Regions from separate parts of the Homo sapiens genome. Here region 1 is linked to region 2. Evidence: chromatin contacts called from ENCODE Hi-C or POLR2A ChIA-PET data. All regions are on one chromosome and are shown on one strand. The core of a region is the stretch at or near the end of the contact, and the rest is flanking DNA. Distances in the headings are between cores, read along the strand shown. Region 1 has its middle 51 kb from the start of NR5A2. Region 2 has its middle 250 kb from the start of LINC02789.

Region 1 (2,700 bases), core at 155-2,654, 580 kb after region 2:
AACATTCTTTACCACTCAGCTCATTTGTCCTTCTATAGTAAAAGTAGAAAAGAGGTTTTCTTGAAAGGAGATTAAAAAAAAAGAAAAGAAAAGAAAAAACATGGTTGCAGACGCCTGTAATCCCAGCTGCTTGGGGGCTGAGGCAGAGAATTGCTTGAACCCAGGAGGCGGAGGTTGCAGTGAGCCAAGATTGCGCCGCTGCACTGCAGCCTGGGCGACCGAGTGAGACTCCATCTCAAAAAACAAAAAAAAAAAAAAGAAAGAAAGAAAAAAAGGAGAAAAGCAGTCTATAGTAGGCCACCTCTGTGAGTCAGTCAGAATTCTCTCAGGGTTGTCTTTCTCAAAGGAGAAAATCACATAGAGGAGGAGTTAGAGGAAGGCTGTCTTTTAGATTTTTCTACCATTAATTTATTCAGCTGATGTTTATTTTATTGAGGGCCCTTTACTGCTAGGTATTATTGAAAGTATTCATTCAAATGCAAAGAAGAAAAAGTCTGCACGCATGAGGCAAATTTAATGTTCTTCAACACTATGAGTATGCAAAATGATCCATTCAAAGGCTGGAAATCCAAAGCCAGGCACGATGGTTTACGCCTGCAATCCCAACTACTCCTGAGGCTGAGACACAGGAATCTCTGGAACCCAGGAGGCAGAGGTTGCAGTGAGCCGAGGGAGACTCCATCTCAAAAAAAAAAAAAAAATTAACTTAAAAAATAAATAAATAAAACAAAGCCTAGAAATCTGAGCATTCCCAAGGGTTAGTTAGAAATAAGTGATCTGTTTTTTTAAAAAAATCTATTTTGTAGCCCGGCGCGGTGGCTCACGCCTGTAATCCCAGCACTTTGGGAGGCTGAAGTGGGTGGACCACGAGGTCAGGAGATCGAGACCATCCTGCCTAACATGATGAAACCCCGTCTCTACTAAAAATACAAAAAATTAGCCGGGCGTGGCGGCACGCGCCTGTAGTACCAGCTACTAGGGAGGCTGAGGCAGGAGAATCGCTTGAACCTGGGAGGCGGAGGTTGCAGTGAGCCAAGATCGCGCCACTGCACTCTAGCCTGGGAGACAGAGCGAGACTCCGTCTCAAATAATAATAATAATAATAATAATAATAATAAACATTAAAATTAAAAAATCTATTTTGTTTGTTCATTAGTCCCATTTAAAATTACCCAGTGCAGAATGTGAACCACCTAGTCAATTTGACTGCTTTCCTGAGCATCAACCTGTAAGAAATCAAGACAGAAGATAATTCTCATAAAAATTCCCTCCCTAGGGAACTCCCGGAAAGAAATTGTCAGAACATGAGTTTTCTAGTTAAAAGGAAACAATGTTGCAACTAACTCAAATCAATAAATGACTACCTCCATCATCCCTGTAGCCACGTGTGTGGAAATATGCTGGCAGCACAGCCAGTATTTGTGCTAACATTAGCACACTCAAGGAAAATCAAACTGTGCTCCTTAAGGCTGTCAGGCCCTCTTAAAAGCTTTCCCCTCCCACGATCTCTTAGATGAGACTGACATCTATGCAGAGTAATGGAAGAAGGCAAAGTCCTTTTTCATCTCCAAGGACTATGGCTAATAATGGCTACTCCCCAGATAATTGTATATAGTATCTGCCTAGATTAACAAACAGGAGATTGAGTAAAATCGAGGAAATCCAGTAGATGACACAGCCAACCTTTCCGGAATCAGGATCTTTTACATTTAGTGTTCCCTCTGCCTGAAACCCAGTTTTCCCCACATATTTACATAGCCAGCTGCTTCTCACTGAAGCTCCCTGGTGGGGCCTTCCCTGACCACTCCTTCTAAAGCAAGATCCACACGCCTGCCTTCCACAGTGATGTAACCACCCATCTGATAATAACCACACGCTTCTAAAAATCTTGATTCTTTCTTTTTGCTCTCTATCCCACTTGAATATAAATCCCACGAGAGCAAGCACCTAGTTTGTCTAGTTCCCTGCTGCAGGACCAGGTCTCAGACAGTGCCTGGCAGGAGGTGGGTGCCCAGTAAATATTTGTGATCTAATGAGCAAATGCAGGACCTGAGTAACCCGAGGCAGCGGGCCTACAGTGCCTGAAGTCTGAAGACCATTTCTCAATTGCTTCTTTTTTTTTTTTTTTTTTTGAGACGGAGTTTTGCTCTTGCTGCCCAGGCTGGAGTGCAATGGCGCAATCTCAGCTCACTGCAACCTCCACCTCCCGGGTTCAAGCGATTCTCCTGCCTCAACCTCTCAAAGAGCTGGAATTACAGGTGCCCACAACCACACCTGGCTAATTTTTTTGTATCTTTAGTAGAGACGGGGCTTCACCATGTTGGCCAGGCTGATCTCAAACTCCTGCCTCAGCCTTCCAAAGTGCTGGGATTACTGGTGTGAGCCACCGCGCCTGGCTGCTCCATTTTAATGGGTTAAATCCCCCATAAGCAAGTTAAAAGCAAGTATTGTGGCAATTAACTAGAGAATTCAGATGCAAAAAAAAAAAAACAAACCACTTTGACCTCAAATATCTGTTTCAAGAGAACGTTAATCTTTCAGTTCCTTAAATTCTTGACTTTACTTTGTATGTGTAAATCTGGCTAGAAGCAGCTTCTTTTCTACTGACAGTGAGCAAAAGATTTTTTTCTCCTTCCTCAATAATTGGGGAATTTTCAAGGCCAGGTGTGGTGGCTCACACCTGTAATCCCAGCACTTTGG
Region 2 (2,700 bases), core at 41-2,540:
ATAGTTTTGTTCTTAAGTTATTTGTAGGTGATTAGTTGGAACCCATGAAGCACTTGCCCTTAGAATCATTGTGGCGAATAGTAGTTAGACCCTCTACTTCTTCCTCCCTTCCAACCAATAGGAGCCAGGAACTCTGTCTTCCCTGGTCTAGGGAAATACTTTATCAATGTAAACCAAAAATAAAAGTCTAAGGGCTCCCCTACCACATAAATGGACCCCTCCTCTCAGCTAAGAGCATTCCAAAGCTAACCTGAAAACTAGTTCAAGCCACGATGGGAAGAGGGGAGCCAGACATGCCTCATTATACCCTCCTCCCTTTTGGAATTACTGATAGAACATGACTGTTTAAGTCTGCTAAAAAATATTTATGATCTATTCTCTGAAGGCTGCTACCTGGAGGCTCAACTGCATGATGAAACTTTGGTATTCACAGCTGGGCGTGGTGGCTCACGCCTGTAATCCCAGCACTTTGGGAGGCTGAGACAGGCAGATCACGAGGTCAGGAGATTGAGACCATCCTGGCTAACACAGTGAAACCCATCTCTACTAAAAATACAAAAAAATTAGCCAGGCGTGGTGGCGGGCACCTGTAGTCCCAGCTTCTTGGGAGGCTGAGCCAGGAGAATGGTGTGAACCTGGGAGGCGAAGCTTGAAGTGAGCTGAGATCGCACCACAGCACTCCAGCCTGGGCAACAGAGCAAAACTCTGTTTCAAATTAAAAAACAACTTTGGTATCCACAATCCCTTATCATAACCCAGACACTCCTTTGTATTGATAAATAATTCTTTCAACCAATTGCCAATCAGAAAATCTTTGAATCTGCCTATGACATGGAAACCCCCACTTTCAGTTGTCCTGCCTTTCCAGACTGAACTAAGGTACATCTTACATGTTTTGCTTGGTGTTTGATGTCTCCTTAAAATGTATAAAACCAAGCTGTACCTGACCACCTTCAGCACATGTTCTCAGAATCTCCTGAGGACCATTGGTCACTCATATTTGGCTCAGAAGAAATCTCTTCAAATATTTTACAGTTTGGCTCTTTTTGTTGACATCAATAAAGATAGGAAGTAAGATAGATAAAGGGTATGAAGGAAACGAAAAGTTGATGACAGAACAAGCCCTCAAGGCAGAGTTGTCTGTGAGTGCCCAGAATATGTTTCCTGTGTAATTCTCAGGATGTTCCTCTTTCTCCGATTCTCTACCTTTTGCTTCTGACTATCTATGTTTACCCACCCAGGCCTGCTCTAATAACCAAAGTAGTCAGCCAGCCTTGTGTGCCTCTGTTGTTTGTGTGTGTGTGTGTATGTGTGTGTGTGTGTGTGTGTGTGATTTTCTCAGGGTTTTATTATTGTTGTGTTGTCCATCTACCTTCAGAGAATGAGTTAGGGCCAATTCAATAGACTAAGCTATAAAACCTCCACTGTTTCGTTCCAGGGGATTTTAAACTAAGGAGGAAAAGACTTGAGTTTTAAGGATGTAAGCAGAGGAAGAGTGAGTGTGAGAAACATAAAGCACTTCTTTTGTTTTCCTTCCTCTTTTTCTTTGTCATAACTAGTTTTTCTACCCAATTCCCTTTCATGAACCCTCACCTTGTGGTGAAATTAGAAAGTGGAACTATATATCCTGTGAAGGACAAAATAAGAAATTGTGATTACAAGCTGAGTGCAGTGGTTCATGCCTATAATACCAATACTTTGGGAGGCTGAGGCAGGAGGATTACTTGAAGCCAGGAGTTTGGAATAAGCTGGAGCAATAATGCAAGACCCTGTCTCTAGAAAAAATGTAAAATAACCCTGTGGTATGGTGGTGTGTACTTGCAGTCCCAGCTCCTTGGGAGGCTGAGGAGAAAGAATTGCTTGAGCCCAGGAGTTTGAGGCTGCAGTATACCATGATCGTGCCACTGCACTTCAGCCTGGGTGACAGAGGGAGACCCTGTCTCCAAAGGAAGGAAGGAAGGAAGGAAGGCAGGGAGGGAGGGAGGGAGGGAGGGGAGGGGGGAGGGGAGGGGAGTTGGGGGGAAGGAATTAGGACTACATTTTCATGGAGAGCAGAATTAGAGAACTGTGCAATTAAACACAGAAAGCCAAATAATTAAAAACAGCCTTAAATATTGAATAGTTTGCTTTAAATAATTATTTTAAACATATTTAATTTCAAAATCACTGTTTTTAAGACCATACACAATATAAAGATAAAAATCAAGATAAAAAAGTAATTAATGGTTTATAATTATATTTGTTATATTCCTTGTAGAATTACACTTTGTACTTTTATAGCTTTGGTCAACTTTTACTAACTGAAATATAAGCTGTTATTTTGGCCTACAATTTCCTCAATAGAAATGTCTTTTTAATGGGGAAAAGTATCTTCTTGTCTGACAAATGCACAATGCATAAAATATTAAAGATCTTAAAATCGCAAAGTGGTATGATCCCAGAGAGAGAACGTCTTTTTACACATGGTACCTCCCTGATCAAAACAGATATGTTCTGTTATCTCTGAAATCCAGGATAGGATTTAGTCTCCTTGACCTTAACCAACCTGTGCAATAAACCAACAATTATTTAAGTAATGTTTCCAATAGCAACAACATTTAACAATGAAGAAATAAAATTCCAGCTCTAATTAATAAAATGCAACTTCAATCTTGAACTATTAAATATTTTTTCTAAAAATCTCATGAATTCAGTAAAAAA

What was found. A loop is a pair of places that touch in the nucleus more often than their neighbours do. ChIA-PET counts read pairs that join two places held with the same protein, here RNA polymerase II (POLR2A). Pooled maps may share reads with other maps.
Region 1: a map with no recorded cell type shows a loop between it and region 2 (7-fold over the local background). The contact joins two enhancer-like sites. A Hi-C loop is called at or near these places in 1 of 37 single-sample maps with no recorded cell type and 1 of 50 pooled maps. POLR2A ChIA-PET finds 5 or more read pairs at or near these places in 1 of 52 experiments (H1).

The regions. Positions count from the first base shown.
Region 1 is chr1:199,975,272-199,977,971 of GRCh38, forward strand. No RefSeq gene overlaps it. Among named protein-coding and RNA genes, the nearest start is that of NR5A2, 51 kb to the right of the region's middle. Within about 2 kb of position 1,405, at least 3 of the 41 ENCODE cell types and tissues checked have a DNase peak (open chromatin) inside an H3K27ac peak, as active enhancers do.
Region 2 is chr1:199,398,986-199,401,685 of GRCh38, forward strand. No RefSeq gene overlaps it. Among named protein-coding and RNA genes, the nearest start is that of LINC02789, 250 kb to the left of the region's middle. Within about 2 kb of position 1,291, at least 2 of the 41 ENCODE cell types and tissues checked have a DNase peak (open chromatin) inside an H3K27ac peak, as active enhancers do.